Regions from separate parts of the Homo sapiens genome. Here region 2 is linked to region 1. Evidence: read pairs that join two places in POLR2A ChIA-PET (ENCODE). Cell type or tissue: PC-3. All regions are shown on one strand. Links, peaks and the distances in the headings refer to the core of each region. The heading gives the core; the rest is flanking DNA. Region 1 overlaps LOC105377005 (a long non-coding RNA gene). Region 2 has its middle 86 kb from the start of SLC4A7.

What was found. ChIA-PET counts read pairs that join two places held together with the same protein. Peaks named below come from ENCODE experiments on the same cell type or tissue, not always from the same donor. Only the 100,000 strongest peaks of a DNase experiment are listed, where the experiment ranks them.
Region 2: POLR2A ChIA-PET joins it to region 1 with 14 read pairs; 8 of 35 experiments call an interaction of 5 or more read pairs at or near these places.

What each region holds. Positions count from the first base shown.
Region 1 is chr3:27,502,353-27,513,246 of GRCh38, forward strand. LOC105377005 (a long non-coding RNA gene) reads right to left here. Exons shown (of 3, transcript XR_001740552.2): 3 at 10,169-10,278. Among named protein-coding and RNA genes, the nearest start is that of SLC4A7, 23 kb to the left of the region's middle. In PC-3, for the core only: no CTCF peak of the experiment used is centred there; DNase peaks (open chromatin) are centred at 1,309 and 5,309; H3K27ac peaks cover 1,981 bases.
Region 2 is chr3:27,565,120-27,576,013 of GRCh38, forward strand. No RefSeq gene overlaps it. Among named protein-coding and RNA genes, the nearest start is that of SLC4A7, 86 kb to the left of the region's middle. In PC-3, for the core only: no CTCF peak of the experiment used is centred there; a DNase peak (open chromatin) is centred at 3,422.

The DNA.
Region 1 (10,894 bases), core at 1,144-9,143:
ACTTGAGGTCAGGAGTTCGAGACCAGCCTGGCCAACATAGCGAAAACCCATCTATACTAAAAATACAAAAATTAGCTGGGTGTGGTGGTGGGCACCTGTAATCCCAGCTACTCAGGAGGCTGAGACAGGAGAATCACTTGAACCCAGGAGGCAGAGTTTGCAGTGAGCTGAGATCTCGCCACTGCACTCCAGCCTGGGCAACAAAGCAAGTCTGTGACTCAAAAAAAAAAAAAAGAAAGAAAATAGAAATGACAATATAGAAAAATGGAACTGACCAAAAAAAGTTTTTTTTTTAAAAAAAGATATTTACTATAGAACTTCTACATTTAAATTGTAATTTCTGCATCAAGGTAGTAACCTTGGGATACTCTACATTTATTAAGAAATAATTTTTGGCCAGGTGCTGTGGCTCACGTTTGTAATCCCAGCACTTTGGGAGGCCGAGGCAAGTGGATCACAAGGTCTGGAGTTTGAGACCAGCCTGTCCAACATGGTGAAACTCCCATCTCTACTAAAAAGTACAAAAATTAGCTGGGCATGGTGACATGCACCTATAATCCCAGCTACTCGGGGAGCTGAGACAGGAGAATTGCTTGAACCCAGGAGGCGGAGGTTGTGGTGAGCTGAGATCGCACCACTCACTCCATCCTGAGCGAGAGAGTGAGACTCCGTTTCAAAAAAAAAAAAGGAAAGAAATAATTTTCAATGTTTGTTTAAAATAATTTTATAAATTCATATAAGGACCCCATATATATATATATATATTTTTTTTTTTTTTTTTTTTGAGGTGGAGTATCACTCTGCCACCCAGGCTGAAGTGCAGTGGTGCAATCTTGGTTCACTGCAACCTCCACCTCCCCAGCTTTAAGCGATTCTCCTGCCCCAGCCTCCCAAGTAGCTGGGAGTACAGGAGTGCGCCACCACACCTGGCTAATTTTTTGTTGTGTTTTTTTGAGACGGAGTCTCGCTCTGTGGCCCAGGCTGGAAGGAAGTGGCATGATCTTGGCTCACTACAACCTCCGCCTCCTGGATTCAAGTGATTCTCCCACCTCAGGCATCTGCCACCATGCCCGGCTAATTTTTGTATTCTTAGTAGAGATGGGGTTTCACCATGTTGGCCAGGCTGGTCTTGAACTCTTGACCTCATGATCCGCCTGCCTCGGCCTCCCAAAGTGCTGGGATTACAGGCATGAGCCATTGCGCCCGGACTAATTTTTGTGTTTTTAGTAGGGATAGGGTTTCACCATGTTGGCAAGGCTGGTCTCGAATTCCTGACCTGAGGTGATTCACCCTGCTCAGCTTCCCAAATTTCTGGGATTACAGGCATGAGCCACCATGCCCGGCCAAGAAACCCAATATGTTTAATTTGTGGTTTCATTGTTATAAAGCTTATTTTAGTCTCAAGTCATATGATTGCTATTATTTAGCTTTATAGTGCACTTTATTCGCCAAATGTGATCCCCAGAGACTTCTGGCTACTTTCAAAAAGTAAGTCCACTCCAAAGTAATTCCAAGAATAGATTTTCCAGTCTTGTCTGAATAATTCACTGCTTAACACCAGAATCTGGCACATAGTAGATGCTCAAAAAACTGTTAAACAAAGGAGTGACTTTCTCAAAAGTTCCAAAGTATTTTAAGAAATGACAACACTGTTGGAAAATCTCTCTAGGTGACTGCTTTGAAGAAACAACATGCAGTTGGTTCATCAAATTACTCTGATTAATCTTTTCAACAAATACTCATTGAGAACCAGGGCTTGCTACATAGTTTGTGGGGCCCAGTGAAAAATGAAAATGGAAAACTCCTTGTTCAGAAAGCAAGAAAAAAGTATTTTTCTTTCTTCTGCAGTCTCCTTCTCAACCTGAAATTATGTTTTATATTTGCTAGTCAATGTCGTGTTCCCTTGGGCATGTGGATATTTGCAGACCCTTGCAGACATTGCAGACTCTGTGAGTGACTCCACAGGTGGTCATAGTGCTCCTCCTGTGCCCAGATTGTTGGTGGGTGTGTGGGGATGTAGAAGGATGGCAGTAGTCACTGAGTAGGGGCAGGAGAGCATCCAGTGAGGTGGAACCAGGCTAGAGCCTAGACTTCAAACCCCTGGTGCATGCTCCATTGTTCCACTGGTCTTCATTTACAAAACACAAATTCAAAAATAAATTATTAAGTATAAGAGGACAACTGCTGAACATTAAATCCCAAGCCCACAGCTCCCTTCTCAGTGCTCATGAAGGTGGTTCTGTTGAGAATCTATTACGTGCTACTCCCTGAGGGTACTATATGAACAAGGCAAAGACTGGTGAACCTTTCTGCCTAACAGGGAAAGCAGACAAGAAAACAGGAAATTACTCTGCACTGGGTAAGGGCATTGATGGGAGTACAGGCAAACCCTGGTAGCTTCATTCCTGGGGTCAGGGAAAGAGGCTCAAACATAGAAACTGCTAGGTGAGACCTAATGTACAAAAAGGAATAAAACTAGAGAAAGTGTGCAGATAGAGGAAACAGCACTCGAAGAACCAGGGGTAGAAGAGAATGGGACATTCCAGGAACTAAAACAAACTGGCTAAAGTGGAAGGTGGGGACTTTCTCCATTATGTTAATGAGTTCCAACATTTTTTGCATTTTTTGAGGGCAGTGAGAGCCATTTGGAGGGATTTAAGGCAAAGTGACTTGATCAGTCTTGTGTTTATGTAAGATCACTCAAACTGCAATGGAGAGAATAAAAGTCCCAAAGGGCAGAATGAGAAAGTTTGGTAGGAAGACCCATCAAGGGCAAAGAAGAGGAAGCAGAGATTGGTTTGGGGATGTATGGGAGGCACTAGATAACTAGAGGGGCTTACACTGGGGTAAGAAAGACCCAGGATACTAAAGATTAAGCCATGAAGAATTCATTTCAATATCAACTGCTGGTAGGCTGGGTGCAGTGGCTCACAACTGTAATCCTAGCACTTTGGGAGGCCGAGGTGGGTGGATTGCTTGAGGTCAGGAGTTAGAGACCAACCTGCCAACAAGGCAGGAGAATTCCTTGAACCCTGGGAGGTGGAGGTTGCGGTGAGCTGAGATTGCACCACTGCACTCCATCCTGGGCGATAGAGTGAGACCCTGTCTCAAATAAATAAATAAATAAAATGAACTGCTGGAGGGGGACAAAATATATCAAACAAAACAGGCTGAAGCCTGCATTGTGTGTTTTACTTTGCGGGGGAGGACTAGGCTACATTAGCAGCAGGCTGTCACCACGCATGTACTGTTCTGGAACTGTTACACAGCACTGAGGCTTAATAGTTGTTCTGGAGCCCATGACCAGCACTCAGTTCCACACCCTTTCTTACAAAAGAACTTACTCTGCAAAGCAAGTATAATAACCCTGAGGGCGGGCATAGTGGTACATACCTGTAATCCTAGCACTTTGGGAGGCTGACGCGGGTGGATCACCTGAGGTCAGGTGTTCAAAACCAGCCTGGCCAACATGGTGAAACCCCCTCTCTCTGAAAATACAAAAATTTAGCCAGGCGTGGTGGTGGGTCCCTGTAATCCCAGCACTTGGGAGTTTGAGGCAGGAGAATCGCTTGAACTCAGGAGGCGGGAGTTGCAGTGAGCCGAGATGGTGCCACCGCACTCCAGCCTGGGCGACAGAGCAAGACTCCATCTCAAAAATAAAATAAAATAAAATAACCCAGAGGAAATGTTAACTGAGCAATTCTGTGGAGAGACCAGAGTTAAAATACAAAGACACATGTTTCATCCTCTTTAAAAAGTGCAGGATAGGCCAGGCGCAGTGGCTAACACCTATAATCCCAACACTTTGGGAGGCCAAGGAGGGTGGATCACCTGAGGTCATAAGTTTGAGACCAGCCTGACCAATAAGGTGAAACCTGTCTCTACTACAAATACAAAAATTAGCCAGGCACAGTGGCGTGTGCCTGTAGTCCCAGCTACTCGGGAGGCTGAGACAGGAGAATTGCTTGAACCCGGGAGGCAGAGGTTGCAGTGAGCCAAGATCATGCCACTGCACTCCAGCCTGGGCAACAGAGCAAGACTCTGCCTCAAAAAAATAAAAATAAAATAAAAAAAGTGCAGGATATGTTCCTATGTTTAATCTTTAGGCTTAGTGCACAGAGAATAGCACCAAGAGGGTAAATGTTGGAGAGACAGTATTCTAACATATCCAATTTGCCCTATAATTTGTTGAGCACATGAAGTATCTACCGTGTTTTGAGAACTTCCTAACTAGTTTTCCTGGTGCAATAAGAGTGATTGATAGTTTCAAAATTAATTTTGCAATCTTGAATCTTCAGGTGTTTTCTGAACAGTGTGGCCAAAGCTACAGGGGACAAAAGAGATGATCAGAGGACCAGCAGTCTTGGCCTCTGGGAGATTGCTGGACATGCAGAATCACGGGCCTTTGTATACACTTAGGAAGCACTGCTCTGAAGATCTGCTTCCTGATCTTAAGTAAATTATCATTTGAGTTGGAAAAACCATAGGGAACTACTGAAGGTAGAATTTAAAAAACTTCTATATAATGTATTATGAAATATAAGGGCTAGAAGGGTTAATGAGAGAGGGGCTATTAGCAGCATTAATGTTCTCACGTGATATTAGAACACTAATTCTACTTTGGGTTGTTACAATTAATTGCTTTCGTGCCTTCTGAATTCAAAATTAATACACTCCATAAAGTTTAGGAGCATGGACTACACATTTCTGTATTCCTCTCAACAGTCTGTACATAGTATATGAAGTACATAAAGATCTGTTAAATAAATTTGATAATATGATCCTGGCTGGTTGGTTGGGATTTTACAGATTAAATTTTTAGGGGGATTTTCTTAGTAAAAACATAAGAGAATGTTTAGGGTCATGGCATTTCTTGCTCTAGTCTTTATTTCATTTTGGGGGAGACACAGAATTGTTCTTCAGTCAGCTCTGTGTCAGAGGAGAGAGTAAAGCTGTTCCTTCATCATGCAATAGTAATCTGAGTCAAGGATATGAAACAAGCCCTTCAGGAAGTGAGCCAATTAAATGTTATTCTTCAGATATGAAGTTAATAAACAAAATATAGCTAAAGCATCAAAACTTTGGAGAATCTTATATTCCCTAAGTGGTAGAAATAAATTGATGTCCCATGATAAAAATAAACGAGATCCATGGGAAATTTTTCTTGTTCTTCCCCATCATGTTGTCTCATCTCTCACACATTATGCACAATGATATGAGAAAATCAGCAGAAGAACTTTTCTCCTTTCTTTCCTCTTTTGTTAGATGGTAAATACCAGCTGGAGCTTTGTGAGCAGTGAGTAATCCACCTGGCACAGAACCAAGGTAACTGCTACCTGAAAACGTTCCACTCTGTTGTTATCCTTCTGTTCAGGAATCATATAGTCCAAATGAATGAATGGAAGAAACCACCTCTGTGGGCTTTCATACATAGGACTTTTCCAGGAGCATTGAGTGCCTGGTTAAGCTGCTGTCAGCTTTCAGTTTTGCCCTTGTACCTAGTCCACACTGAAATGCTTAATCTCAGAATGGTTTCCTCTTGTTTCTCAGCACCCATCTGGGCACCCTCTCCTGGCCACAACTTGGTTTGTTCTCAGGGGATGGAAACTGACTATATCATAACAAGTAAAATATATTTAGGACTGCCAGTGTAGCAGAGGCCACAGTGACAGGTCCTTGCTCATATCCCTCAGGTCTTCTCTGCAAGCTTCCAGCTGTCAGTACGTGCCTCTCTGCCCTCAGGCCATTTCCCCAAGCCCAAGGAGCCTGCTCTACCTGTGCACAAAACAGGCCTGAAGTTTAGAATTACTATGCCCAGGAGGAGCCATTACCAATGACCAATAAGTGCTGGTGATTGATACCCCAGCTTCCTAGTCCTTGAGCCAAGGTAATTCTAAAGTGTGTGTTTTATTTCACGGTGGGGCTAAGCTTCTAACGTACTTTTGAGTGGCTGCATTTTCTATCCCTGTGTCGTACACCTGCCATACCAGTGTTTCCTGCAACTTTCAAATAAACCACTAGTCCTCGAATCTTTGTCTCAGGGTCAGCTTCTGGCGGAACTCAAAGTGTGATGGTCAGTAGGCAAACAAAATATTCTCATAATGGATTCCAAAGCCAGATATACATAGATTTTGAATTTCCCAGGAGACAATTAAAAGTCAGCAATTCATAGATAAGCCAAGACTCAAAGTTGCTAAATCTAAATTCCTTTACTCACAGCATCAATATTCATCATACTGCCTCTTCATGCTCTGAGAGTGTTCTTCTGACTCAATGACCTCTGCTGGTAAATCGCTTAACAGAATGCATTTCCAATCATTTTAATGTGCTTTGAAGGTTACAGCCCAAGCCGCCAAACATGATTCACAGGTGTTTTCTATAACTCTAATTCTGATGTACCAAGTGACCTTGGCCATTACAATGCCTGTTTTCAACTAGAATGCACTGTGTTGTGAAATGATTGTTTATGACAAATAATTTTATACTTTAGTGTTATTTAATTATTTTTCAATTTCTTCTATATTTTCCCTTTTCCTCAAATACTGATTTATGCTTTTTTTCTCTTTCCTTTTTACTCGAATTTCTCCCTATTTCTATCCTGCTATTATTCTTTTTGTAACAAAATAATACAGTCCATCTAATATGCATACAGTGTATGTTATGTCCCTACCAGATCCCTTTCGGATCAAGGAACTCACCCCTCCAGCTGCTGGATATTGCCTGCTGATGGCTCACAACTCAGTTTCTCTCAAAGAATTGCCCTGGGCTGAAAGAAGTTATCTAGCCCAAAGTTATACTTCTCGGCCGGGCACAATGGCTCATGCCTGTAATCGCAGCACTTTGGGAGGCCGAGGCGGGTGGATCAACCGAGATCAGGAGTTCGAGACCAGCCTGGACAACATGGTGAAACCTCGTCTCTACTAAAAATACAAAAATTAGCTGGGTGTGGTGGCATACGCCTGTAATCCCAGCTACTCGGGAGGCTGAGGCAGGAGAATCACTTGAACCCAGGAGGTGGAGGTTGCAGTGAGCCAAAATTGTGCCTTTGCAATCCAGCCTGGCGACAAAAGCAAGACTCCATCTTAAAAAAAAAGTTACACTCCTCCCTGGGGACAGCCAGCATCCAAAATGGCCCAGACACTTTGCCTCCATTTGGAACAACTTTGAAGGGCTACCACAGCTTCAAAGCTCTCTGTAGGATCAGCAGAGGCCTCTTTTGCAATTGCATAGGAGTTCAACTTCTGCTTTTGCCTAGTTCTGTTTTTTTTACTCTTCACAAGTGCTGATCCTGAAAGTGCACCGCAGTTAACCTTCTGCACAAAAATCTCAGACTCTCAGACTCTGTTTCCCAGGAAGGTCCCAGAAACTTCCAGATAAAATTAGAAAATTATGAGGGGATCAGGTGCAGTGGCTTACACCTGTAATCCCAGCACTCTGAGAGACCGAGGCAGGAGAATCACTTGAGCCCAGGAGTTCAAGACCAGCCTGGGCAACATAGTAAGGCCCTGCCTTTATTTATTTATTTATTTATTTATTTATTTTTTCTTTCGAGACAGAGTCTCACTCTGTCACCCAGGCTGGAGTGCAATGGTGCAATCTCGGCCCACTGCAAGCTCCGCCTCCTGGATTCAAGTGATTCTCCTGCCTCAGCCTACTGAGTAGCTGGGATTACAGGTGCCCACCACCACACCTGGCTAATTTTTGTATTTTTAGTAGAGACAGAGTTTCACCATGTTGGCCAGGCTGGTCTCGAACTCCTGACCTCAGGCGATCTGCCAGCCTTGGCCTCCCAAAGTTCTGGGTTTATAGGCATGAACCACCATGCCTAGCCTGTGGCCCTGTCTTTAATAAAACAACTTGGTGGACTGTCCTGGAGTAAAAAAATAAATACAACAACAACAACAACAACAACTAAAGGAAATCAAGAGGGATAAAAATGTCCTCATTTTAATCTATTATTTTTTGTGCACTCTGCCTAGTATATATAAGTTGGTATCGCAAAAACTTAGAAAGTACAAATACAGGCCGAGCACGGTGGCTGACACCTGTAATCCCAGCACCTTGGGAGACTGAGGCAGGCAGATCACCTGAGGTCCGGAGTTTGAGACCAGCCTGACCAATATAGTGAAACCCCATCTCTACTAAAAATACAAAAATTAGCCAGGCATGGTGGCAGGCGCCTGTAATCCCAGCTTCTTGGGAGGCTGAGGCAGGAGAATCACTTGAACCTAGGAGGTGGAGGTTGCAGTGAGCTGAGATTGTACCATTGCACTCCAGCCTGGCCAAAAAGAGTGAAACTCTGTCTCAGAAAAGAAAGAAAGAAAGAAAGAAACAGAAGAAGGTAAAAGAGTTATATTTCTAAGGCGTATTTGCCATGCCTTCTGTGAAGGCACATCTGTTGGTACTGCTTCCTTTAATTGCAATACTTCAATTACTAGCCATTACAATCAGTTAGTAGTTAGGGTGCTATGGCCTGAATGTTTATGCACTCCTCTCCCAATTTTTTTTTTTTTATTGAGATGCAGTCTTACACTGTCACCCACGTTGGAGTGCAGTGGTGTGATCTTAGCTCACTGCAACCTTCACCTCCCAGGTTCAAGCCATTCTTCTGCCTCAGCCTCCCTAGTAGCTGGAGTTATAGGCGGCTGCCACCACGCCCAGCTAATTTTTGTATTTTTAGTAGAGATAGGGTTTTACCATGTTGCCCAGGCTGGTCTCAAACTCTTGACCTCAGGTGATCCACCCACCTCAGCCTCCCAAAGTGCTGGGATTACAGGTGTGAGCGACCGCGCCCAGCTCCTCTCCCAATTAATATGTTGAAACCCTGACCCCCAAGATGATGATATTAGGATATGAGGACTTTGAGAGGTGATTAGGTCATGAAGCGCCCTCATGGATGGGATCCTTATAAAAGAGGCTGGAGAAAGCTCCCTTGCCCCTTGCACCATGTGAACTTATAGTGAAATTACCAAATTCTATGAGCCAGAAAGCAGGCTGTCACCGGACACTGAATTTGCCAGCATCTTGATCTGGGACTCCCAACCTCCAGAAATATGAAAAATAAATTTTTGTTGTTTATAAACCACCCAGTCTATGGTAATTTGTTATAGCAATCCTAATGCACTGTGACATAGGCTCATACTAACAGCTGTAATAAATAGACCTCAAAATATATAGTACTAAAACATAGTAACCGTTCATTTCTTGCTCACCTAAGAGGTTGTTGTTGCTGAGGGGTGGTGGACCCTCTCTTTATCAGGGCCCCTTATGTTAAGTTTATTATGTAGCTCTCCTTTCCTCAAATCCTCACTGTCATCAGCATCTAGCCAGTAAAGGGGGAAGTAGAGCAGAGAAGAGACTTACGTATTTCTTAAAATAATGTCATAGATCATTATTTTGTTCCATAGATCAGAATTTGTTCCATAGATCAGAATTCAGTTGTGTGGCCACAACTAACTACAAGGCAAGTTTAGAAAAATAGTCTAGTTGTGTGCTCAGCAAAAAGTGGAAACTCATTTTTGCTGCACAGTTGACAGACCCAGACACAGAGTCTTTGTGTAGCACAAGAAAGACAAACAAATACCAAGCTCTTCAAACCATACTAGATGGATCTTAAAGGTGCCAGTCGGCTGACTGCTAGAGTCAGTCAGTAGCAGAAACGCTTCAGATGAGAATCCACCTTCTTTAGCTGTCCTGAGAGTGCTTAAAACTTAGTATCTAAAAATAATTCTAACATTCAATAATAGTTGTACCAATATACCAAAGTAGGCCCCATAGTAAAGCACTCTGTCTGCTTCAAGACAGGATAGATGGCCTCTTAGGAACGGACTGAGTCGGCCTTTTCTGCCCCTTCCCCCTTCTAATGAATCAGCCACATTGTTTGGGAAGGCTTCTGAGACCATTATCTGGTGTCTCATTGCTCTGACACTACCACTTTGGGTGCTAGAATTTCAATCATGAAGACCAATGAGACTTAACCAGTTCATTTTCTTAACGTTTTGTCAACAAATGAAATATGCTTTTCTTATAAAATGACTGTTAAGAAAAAAGTTATTTCTCTTGACCTATTCACACAAGTAAACAGTAAATCTTTCAGCATTCAAGCCAGAGATCAGAATTTTATTTGAAGAAGATGACAACTTTGTGGCTTTGTACTTACTCGCTCTTCCAGATCAACGACAGAGAATAATTGGCCATTCTGTAGATGGCTTCACGAGAGAAGAACTTACAACCCATGTTGGGTTTTTTCTTTTTTTTTTTAGTTCGAAAAGGATGTTCCTGGGGGAAAATATAATCACATTTATATTTCAGATGAAACTGTCTGTGTTGGAGGTTTTCAATTTGTAGCCTAAATGGTTGACTCAGACATGTCTACACATAGAACAGCCAAATAATAATTAAGAGCTATCAGTGAACACCACCACACTAGATATTATCAGTGTTTACCCGTAGTGTCTGCTCATATTTACAAATCACTTTATAATGTTCATGAAAGTATTTTCCCTCAATTATTTATTTCTAACTAGTCATGTAGCATGAGTGGATAATCTTTCTTTTTTAAAAATTGCTGATTACATTCCCTAAAGCAAAACCAACTATGTAATTAATTTAGAGTTGTTTTTCCTTAAAGAAACATTAAACATCAAAATCATGTCCTTTTCCACCTAAGCAAACAAAAAAGTACATAATTCTTACAAAAAATGCTTTAAAATACCATTTATTTCCATTTTGTGGTGAGTTAGGAGAGAGGGGAGGAAATAGGAAGGGAGAAGGAAGAAGCAGGAGGCAGGGGTGGAAAGTAGAGACCTGGATAAAGGGATGAGAAGACATAAAAAGGAAAAGGAAAACATAAATGATCAAGGAATGAGTTGAGAGGGGAAACAAAGCCGGGGAG
Region 2 (10,894 bases), core at 1,578-9,577, 63 kb after region 1:
AAAATAATCAGAGTTAATGGAGTCTAACTTTCGGGAAGCCTGAGGCAGGGAGGGGTAAAGTGAAGCAGTTACAGGTTTTTACACATACTTCTGTGTTATTTCAACATTTCGGGAGAAAATATTTAGGTTTACTTTTCCAAGTCAAATCAACAAAAAATTTAAAGACTAAAATAAAATACATGTTTTCTGAACATCATTGAATCTGGGGACACAGGAGTCCACTCCCTGGCAGTGTGCCTGGTGTTGCCATTCCAGCCATTGCTCCCAGCTGCTACTCCCCATCAAATACATCTGAGCAGATCTCGAGACATCTTAGGTGCTGCTTCTAGATGTTCTGTGCTGACAACACAAAGACCAACCTCCTTACCACAATATTGAATGCCTTTCACAGTCAAACTGCAACCAGATACTCCAGGTTCCATTGTAAGGCTTGGAACATTTTCTTTCCTCCCTGCCACTGACTTTCAGAACCACTTCCTGTTCCCTTCCCAACTCTTTGTTTTTGCATCTACTAAAATTCCTCTTTCTCTCTTCCTCTAATTCTGTGCCTGCTTTAATGGCACTTGTCTACCAGCCTTCGGACTCCCCCGGTTCCTCCATTCATCACTTCCACCTTTGTTCTCATGCAGCATCTTGTATTTATCGCATTTCAACCTTTTCTCTTTATTAAAAAAAATCACAATATTAGTAAATGTTTATGTAAAAAAGAAACATTAGGCCTAGCATGGTGGTTCACGCCTGTAATCCTAGCACTTTGGGAGGCCAAGGCGGGTGGATCACCTGAGGTCAGGAGTTCGAGACCAGCCTGACCAACATGGTGAAACCCCTTCTCTACTAAAAAAATACAAAATTAGTCAGGCATGGTGGTGCACGCCTTTAATCCCAGCTACTCGGGAGGCTGAGGCAGTTGAATCGCTTGAACCCGGGAGGTAGAGGTTGCAGTGAGCAGAGATCGCATCATTGCACTCCAGCCTGGGCAACAAGACTGAAACTCTGTCTCAAAAAAAAAAAAAAAAGAAAAAAAGAAAAGGAATATTGAAAAATATACAATTACAGGCCGGGTGCAGTTACTCACCCCCGTAATCCCAGCACTCTGGGAGGCCGAGGCAGGTGGATCACTTGAGGTCAGGAGTTCCAGACCAGCCTGGGCAACATGGTGAAACCCCATCTCTACTAAAAATAGAAAAATTAGCCAGGCATGGTGGCACATGCCTGTAGTCCCAGCTACTCCGGAGGCTAAAGCATGAGAATTGCTTGAACTCAGGAGGCAGAGGTTGCAGTGAGCCGAGATTGCACCACTACAGTGAGCCTAGATTGCACCACTGGACTCCAGCCTGGGCAACAGGGCTAGAATCCATCTCAAAAAACAAGTACATAGAGTGGCAAGAGTGAATCCCTTCACCCACGTTTTTATTCAGAAGCTGGTTGGTGGGGTTAGAAGAGGTACCCAGTACAGAAGTGCTCATTATATTATTTTGTGTACATTTTTGTATCTGAACTATTTCATACAAAAGTAATAGTCTTTCATTTTCTTTGCCACTCATCCTGTTTGCTAGAAAAATGACTGTTAATAGTTTATTGGGTGCTCATTTTTCTAGAGTATTTGCCATGTTTCCAAACCTATAAATAGACACAAATATGTAATTTTTTATACACATGGAACCATACTATACCTATTGTTCTATAATTTAAAATAAATTAATAGGCTTTGTTTCTTAGAGCGGGTTTAGGTTTAGAGAAAATCAAATAGATAGGAGTCCTCGGCTGGGCACTGTGGCTCATGCCTGTAATCCCAGCACTTTGGGAGGCTGAGGCGGGCAGATCACCTAAGGTCAAGAGTTCAAAACCAGTTTGGCCAACATGGTGAAACCCTGTCTCTACTAAAAATACAAAAAAAATTAGCCTGGAGTGGTGGTGCACACCTGTAGTCCCAGATACTCAGGAGGCTGAGGCACGAGAATCCCTTGAACCCGGGAGGCAGAGGTTGCAGTGAGCCGAGATCACACCACTGCACTCCAGCCTGGGCAACAGAGTGAGACTTGGTCTCAAAAAAAAAAAAAAAAAAAAAGGAGAGAGTTCTCATTTACTCCCCTCCCTGCTCATAGTTTCCCATGTTATTAACATCTTGCATTGGTGCGGTACATTTGTTACAATTGATGAGCTAATATTGATACATTATTATTGGCTAAAGTCCACAGTTTACATTAGGGTTCACTCTGTATTGTGCATGTTATGGGTTTTACCAAATACAGTCATGTATCCACCATTACAGTATCACACAGAACAGTTTCACTGTCATAAAAGTCCTCTGTGCTCTGCCTATTTGTCCCTCTCCCCTAACCCTGGCAACCACTGATCTTTTTACTGTCTTTGTACTTTGGCCTTTTCCAAAATGTCATATAGTTGGAATCATACAGTATGTAGCCCTTTCAGACTGGTTTCTGTCACTCAGCAATATGCATTTAAAGCTCTTTCCTGTGTTTTAATGGATATAATTTATTTTTAAATAAATTGAAAAATAAAATAAAATTAAAAATGATAAAAATACATCGGTGGATATAAATATTTTTCCATGTCCTTACATAGAGAGCTACCTTTTGCTTTTTAATGTCTACATACATATTTTACAGTATGACTGTACAAGCAATTTTACTCTTTTTCTTTTCTTTCTTTCTTTCTTTCTTTCTTTATTTTTTTGAGATGGAGTCTCGCTCTGTCACCCAGGCTGGAGTGCAATGGCGTAATCTTGGCTCACTGCAACCTCTGCCTCCCAGGTTCAAGTGATTCTCCTGCCACAGCCTCCTGAGTAGCTGGGATTACAGGTGCCTGCCACCACACCTGGCTGATTTTTTGTATTTTTAGTAGAGTTGGGATTTCACCATGTTGGTCAGGCTGATTTTGAACTCCTGACCTTGGGTGATCCACCCACCTTGGCCTCCCAAAATGCTGGGATTACAGGCGTAAGCCACCATGCTCGGCCTGATTTTACCCTTTTCTTCTTGACAGACACATAGGTTTTTTTTCAAATTTTTGAATTGTCTGTTTAGCTCCTACTAAACTTTGTACTTCTTAGCCTCAAAACATCATATTCAGTAAAAAGTCATTATTGTTTCTGTCAGCAAAGAAGACCTATTTATATAAGAAAACGTTGGTGGTAACTCAAAGAAAGAAGATGGAAGGGTCCTGTAAGTGATGACAGAGGCATTTAGAGGAGGGAAGGTGCAGCAGGCTGGCACCAGATGATCAGGAAGGACTTGACGGAGGGGGTGGGCTTTTAAATTGAGCCTTGAAAGAATGGGTAGGGACTGGGACGACTGGGAGATTTTGATCCTTTCTGTTTCTAAAATGAAGAAGCCACCTCAGCCTGTTGGTGCTGGCATCGGCATTGTTGCTCAGCAGCCTGAGGGCTTGGAAACATGCCCACGCTGTCTGCTAAAGCCTTCTCCATCTGCCTTGCTTCACCCGAGGGAGCATGTAAAGGAAAGGCAGACACACTATTAAACAGGGCTTCCTGAAAACATAGATGGGTATGCTTGTGCGACTCCCAGGCAGACCCTGACCAAAAAAGGCAAGGAGGCCTGGCCTTCAAGAGCTCTTGTTCCCAAAATATTCTTTGCTTGTGAAAATCAAATAAATGCCAAAGGACTCATGGGGTAATTGCCTGACAGCTCCTGGGGCTAAAATCTCATAACATTTCTTACCCTCTCTGGTACAGAAAACATCACGATACATCTCATCTTCTTCTACACTGATTTTTCTCATACTCAAGAACCACGTTAGTCACCTTAACTTCTGTAGGATCTACTCCTCAGAGTAACCCCGGTGTTGGTTGCTGAATGACTGCCTTGGTTTGAATGTGTCCCTCAAAGTTCACGTGCTGGAAACCTACTCCCAATGCAACAGTATTAAGAGGTGGGACTTTTAAGAGGTGATTAGGTCATTCATGGATTATTATTATTATTATTATTATTATTATTGAGACAGGGTCTCATTCTGTCACCCAGGCTGGAGTGCAGTGGTGTAATCTCAGCTCACTGCAGCCTTGAGCTCAAGGGCTCAATTGATCCTCCCATCTCAGCCTCCTAAGTAGCTAAGACTACAGGTATGCACAACCACACTTCACTCATTTTCTTTTCTTTTTCTTTTTTTTTTGTTTTGTATGGAGACGAAGTTTTGCTATGTTACCCAGGCTGGTCTCAAACTCCTGGACTCAAGTGATCTGCCTGCCTTGGCCTCCCACAGTGCTGAGCTCATGGGCCTGAGCGACCATGCCCAGCCCAAATTAATCTTTTTATTTTTATTATTTTTATTTTATTCTTTTTCCTTTAAAAAAATTTTTTTAAAATCTTATTTCTTATAGAGACAGGGTCTCACTGTGTTGGCCAGGCTGGTCTTATACTCCTGGGCTCAAGTGATCCTCCCCTCTTGGCCTCCCAAAGTGCTGGGATTAAGGGCATGAGCCACTGTGTCTGGCTATGGATTGGTGTTTTTAGCACGGGAGTATGTTACTTACTGTGGGGATGGTTTTGTTATAAAAGCGAGTTCAGCACTCTTTTGCTCACTCTTGCCATGTGATGCCTTTTGTTGATGCAACAAGAAAGGCCTCAGCAGTTGAAGCCTCTGGATCGTGGACTTCCCATCCTCCAGAACAGTGAGCAAAATGAACATCTTTTTTTTTTTTTGAGACAGAGTCTCGCTCTGTTGCCCAGACTGGAGTGAAATGGTGCAATCTCGGCTCACTGCAACCTCTGCCTCCCAGTTCAAGTGATTCTCCTGCCTCAGCCTCCCAAGTAGCTGGGATTATAGGCGCCCTGTAATCACCATGCCCAGTTAATTTTTGTATTTTTAGTAGAGATGGGGTTTCACCATGTTGGTCAGGCTGGTCTTGAACTTCTGACCTCAGATGATCCACGCACCTCAGCCTCCCAAAGTGCTAGGATTACAGGTGTGAGCCACTGCACCCAGCCATGAGCATCTATTTTTATAAATCACCCAATCTGTGGTATTCCGTTGTAGCTGCACGCAAACTGACAACTAAATGAACAAACACTGTTAGAAGATACTTCTCGGCCCGGTGCGGTAGCTCACGCCTGTAATCCCAGCACTTTGGGAGGCCAAGGCAGGCCTATCACAAGGTCAGGAGTTCAAGACCAGCCTGGCCAATATGGTGAAACTCTGTCTCTACTAAAAATACAAAAATTAGCCATGTGGTGGCAGGTGCCTGTAGTCCCAGCTACTTGGGAGGCTGAGGCAGAGAATTGCTTGAACCCGGGAGGCGGAGGTTGCAGTGAGCCGAGATCGCACCACTGCACTCCAGCCTGGCGACAGAGCTAGATTCCATCTCAAAAAAAAAAAAAAAAAAAAAGAAGAAGAAGATACTTCTCATACTTTGGGTCTCCCTAGAAGCATACTCTGGAACAAGGATTCCTGTGTAAGTTGTTTAGTTGGGAATTGATCCCAGGGACACCATAAGGGAGAGAGGAAGTGAGATGGGGAAGAGAAAGGGAGGCAGCCAATAAAAGGGTGTGTTATTAAGCAAGTTTTCTCTGTGGGCAGCTAGAGTCTAATCTCAGGGAAGCTCTGGGAAATGGTACAAAACATGTCCTCAGAATTATCCCACCCCAGGGTGAGGTGGCTCAAATAATTTATATGCCAAATCCTGAGAGTCATTTGTTGAGGGCTGCTCCTGGGGGAGTCATAATTTCCCAGCCCTTTCAACCTGCCACACATAGAAGGACAGGGTGGCCTTCCACAGTTTCAGAAACTCCCTCAGGCTCCATGATGCAGACGCTGGAAGGTGGAAGTCGGCCAGAGCACACTGACATGGAAAGTCTGAGGGAAAGTCTGTGGGCGAGGCACACACTGCATTTTCTACACCCCTTTCCAGGGAAAAATGTCCACAGGAGACCTGAATCCTCTCCATAGCATTTGTGACAACTGGTTGTTCCCATACCCACCCCACACCTGAACTGAGAAGAAACTTAGTACATATCAGGGCAAATGATTTCATTGCTGGCAACTTCAAGTGTTGAAGTGCTTTCCCATGTATCCTAAAATCTCCCTGTCCCTACATTCCTCAGTGGCTGCTAGTTCAACTCTCTGGAGCTGCTCAAAACACCTAAAGCCTTTTCTGCATGTCAGCCTTTAAATATGTGAAATAGTCACAATAGTCCCTCTGTATACCTGTGGTTCCCTGTTTTTTAAACATCTGCAATTCTTTCAACATAATGCTTACATGATATGATTTTGAGTTCCCAGCCATCCCTCACACACCTAAGAAAAATTTTTTATAAAGGGAAAATAAAGTATCCACTAAGGACCATGTACTAAATTGCTTTTAAACACTGGCGTCCCTTCAACCCACATTCTTTAAATATGTGATGACAACATAGTGAGAAAAGAGGCTGGGCTTCCTTGGGGAGATGGATGGAGGATGAAGGTCGTTAACAAGGCTCAGTGTCCCCTCTACATTCCAGCACAATTCAACTCTTGTTACAAACTTGCAAATACCTACAACAAAAGTAAAGCCCTGTAAGTAATTGTTGTATCTTCTCCAAAGGCATATTAGGGATTTGAGTTCTTGTTCTCTACCCTTACCCCAAATTGTTTATGAATATATTCCTTTCAGTCATGTGTAGCACTTTTCCTGAGTGGACTAGGGGAATTTGATTTTCTCCATCTTGTTACATTTCTAGTACAGTCTTGTTGAGCCCCGTGCTCCTTTCACAGATTAATTCCTTTCCCAGCAGTTGCTCAGCTTTCCTGACAAGGCTTATAGTACTTTCTGTAATGCTCATTGCACCCCTTGGAGAAAAAGATTATTCCTGTTATATTACAGAAGAGGACATTGAGCCTCAAAGAAGTGAATATTTTTGTCTAAAGCTAAAATGGGAACCTAGGCTTGCCTGACTCTCAGCAATTTCTGTTATCTTTTTCCTGTTTAGGATCCATTCCTCCTTATTCTGGTATAGTGCCCACATTTATCTTTTGGAAACCGCCCCCTCTACTTACTTCAATCTTTGTTATTTGGGTGAAGATGTCTCCATCCCAGGTTCCAGGCACAAGCCAGTCACCATACACTCTTCCCTTGGCCAGTTATTGGTTCAAAGATGAGCACGTGACCAGAGTTAGGCCCTTATTTTATTTTATTTTATTGAATTAATTAATTTATTTTTTGAGGTGGAGTTTCACTGTGTCGCCCAGGCTGAAGCACAGTGGCACAATCTCGGCTCACTGCAATCTCTGCCTCCCAGGTTCAAGTAATTCTCTTGCCTCAGCCTCCCAAGTAGCTGGGACTACAGGTGTGTACCACCACGCCTGGCTAATTTTTGTATTTTTAGTAGAGACAGGGTTTCACTATATTGGCCAGGCTTGTCTTGAACTCCTGATAGGCCTGCCTTGGCCTCCCAAAGTGCTGGGATTACAGGCGTGAGCCATCGTGCCCGGCCAGGCCCTTATTTTAATCGGGTGAAAGAAAGCAAGAAATTCTTTCCAATAAGACTAGAAGTTGTAAGGGTGATGTGAGCCTGAATCTACCAGGAGCCACCACGAAGAGCCTAATAATGGAGCCATCAAAGAGGATAATTGAGATAAGGGGGAGAGAGGGTGAGCTCAGATGGCATCACTGGAGTTCCTAGATCCAGCTGTATCTATTTATCTCTGGACTTCTCTGTTACAGGATCAATAAGTCAAAATCAGTCTCTCTATCCACCCCACCATGTTCTTCCCCCTCTGCCTCTTTCTCTCTCTTCTCCTTCCTCCCTCTCTACCTCCTAAGCAAGTTTGAGCTGATTTATTATTTGCAATGGACCAACCAAAATAATTGTAACAAATTGGTACTCCTCTCCCCAAGCTCTTCCCACAACAGTGCACAGATTACATTTTGGTATAGACACCACACATACCCACATCCACGCAATCATTTATTTTTTTCAGACCCATTTGCTCTCACAAACTGATATGGTTTGGATGTTTGTCCCTTTCAAATCTCATGTTGGAATGTGATCCCTAATGTTGGAGGTGGGGCCTAGTGGGAGGTGTTTGGGTCATGGGTGGCAGAACCTTCATGAATGGCCTAGTGCCATCCTAGTAATAATGAGTGAATGGTTGTTCTATTAGTTCACGAGACAGCTGGTTGTTAGAAGGAGACCAGCACCTCCTTTCTTCTCTCTCTTTTGTTCCCTCTCTTGCCATGTGACACACCTGCTCCCTCTTTGCCTTCTGCCATGAGTAAAAGATTCCTGGAGGCTCACCAGAAGCAGATGCTGGTGCCATGTGTCTGTAGCCTGCAAAACTATGAGCCAGATAAACTTCTTTTCTTATAAATTTCCCAGTGTTGGGTATTCCTTTATAGCAATGCAAAATGGAATGACACACGCTTTGAGAGAAGCTGGGGCTGGGTCCGTATTAAGTTGTTATAATGTGTTGTTTTTTTTTTTTCTGAGACAGAGTCTCGCTCTGTCACCCACGCTGGAGTGCAGTGGCACGATCTTGGCTCACTGCAACCTCCGCCTCCCAGGTTCAAGCCATACTCCTGCCTCAGTCTCCCAAGTAGCTAGGATTACAGGCATGCGTCACCATGCCCAGCTAATTTTTGTATTTTTAGTGGAGATGGGGTTTCACTATGTTGGCCAGGCTGGTCTTGAACTCCTGACCTCATGATCCTCCCACCTCCGCCTCCCAAAGTACAGGATTACAGGCGAAAGCCACTATGCCCAGCCTATAGTCTTTTTTATAAGTGAAGAAACTGAGACTCAGAGAGGCTAAATGACTTATCTAAGATCATGCAGTGAGCCAGTGGATGGCAGACCTGGTAGAAGGACCCAGACACCGGGTCTTAGGCCAGTGTTCTTTCCACTGTATCTTGCTGGATTCCTGGGCTCATGACTCACCTTAATCAACAAGCTACATGATTCTCCAAAAAAGCTCATCTCTCTGGACTTTAATTCTCAACTACAAAATGAGGAAGTTGGCAACTATGATTCCAAAGGGCTCTTCCAAAACTTGTATTCAGGTGCTCCATGATATTGCTTCATAACTGTGCCTAGGACTGGCTAGGTTGACTCTAAGACCCTAATGAGAGAATGTCACATCAGTCAGCATGCACACACACACACACACACTCATGTACACACCTGTCATTAAAGTCTCTAGTGTTTTTGTGCTGAGAAGGAGCAAACATTGGTAACAACCCAAGAGTAATAAAATAATTGTGTAGATGCTCCGTACCCCATCTGTTCTATTCCTGTTTTTAAAACGAGTGCCATGTGCTTTAATCTTCTTGTCTTTTAGTCCCCAAACAAAATGAAATAAAGCAGTCTTTGCGTTGCTGCATTTCCAGTGACAATGAGACAACGGGCTCTGCACCAGTCCTGGGTCACTCACTGAGCTCTGCACTGGGGAGTGGGAAAGTGGAGGAGCTGAAAAGCCTGCCTCCTCCCATTCCTTAGGTGTGGAGACAAGGTTCAGACACAGCTCTGAGCCAAACATGTGTTCTCCCAGCTGGGGCCTATGGCTTCTCAAGATGTCAAACAGGGAAGTAGTATGTCCACACACTGATGTATTACTGATAATTCATTTATCTCTCTTCTTTTTTTTCGAGACGGAGTCTCGCTCTGTTGCCTAGGCTAGACCAGTGCAGTGGCACCATCTCAGCTCACTGCAACCGTCACCTCCCGGGTTCAAGCAATTTTCTGCCTCAGCCTCCTGAGTAGCTGGGATTACAAGCTCCCACCACCATGCCCAGCTAATTTTTGTATTTTTAGTAGAGATGGGGTTTCACCATCTTGGCCAGGCTGATCTTGAACTCTTGACCTTGTGATCCACCTTCCTCGGCCTCCCAAAGTGCTGGGATTACAGGTGTGAGCCACCACACCTGGCAATAATTTATTTATCTTATTATTTTATTTTTATTAGTACCAAAGACCAAGACTAGTGGTGTTTTGTTTTGTTTTGTTTTTTGTTTTCGAGATGGAGTCTCACTCTGTTGCCCAGGCTGAAGTGCAGTGGTATGATTTCAGCACGCTGTAACCTCCGTCTCCCAAGTTCAAGCAATACTCCTGCCTCAGCCTCCGGAGTAGCTGAGATTACAGGCTCCCACCACCACGCCCAGCTACTTTCTGTATTCTTAGCAGAGATGAGATTTCACCATGTTAGCTGTGCTGGTCTCAAACTCCTGACTTCAAGTGATCTGCCCGCCTTGGCCTCCCAAAGTGCTGGGATTACAGGAGTCAGCCCCTGCACCTGGCCCAAAACTAGTGTTAATGAGAATCTAAATCCCCATTAGACTACCTGCTTGTTGTGGGCACCTCCCTGGCCTTCATTTACTTTGCAGATTCTTTTAGTCACTCTTGGACTTTTCTTTTTCCTGCATACTGCTTTAAAAGATTTCTAAAAGGAATAGGAGCACAAAGGATATTGCCTTGCTATATTTTGTTGAACCCTAATTGTGTCGGAAAAAACTCAAACCATCTGTCTGCTGTTCTCACACCACAACAACAACGAACACAGAAGACTTCTGTGAGCAAATGTGTGGGAGTTTCTCCCCACACACCATGCAAGCAATCAGTTTTGCAGTGGATCCCAGCTGTATAGCATCAGAAACCACAGGATGAGGGTTCCATCTCACAAGTCTGCCCCCTCTCCTTCCCACCAGTCATGAATCTAGGCCCCTGGAACATCTGACCAACCAGCTTTAACTTGGGGTTTTCACAACCCCCGATTTGGGTTGGATTAATTTGTTAGAGCAGCCCACAGAACTAGGGAAATACTTATATTGACCAATTTAATGCAAAGGATATCTTAAAGGACACAAATAAACAGCCACATGAAGAGATACACAGGATGAGTTCTAGAAGAGTCCTTGAGTGCGGCAGTTTTGTCCCTGTGAAGTTGG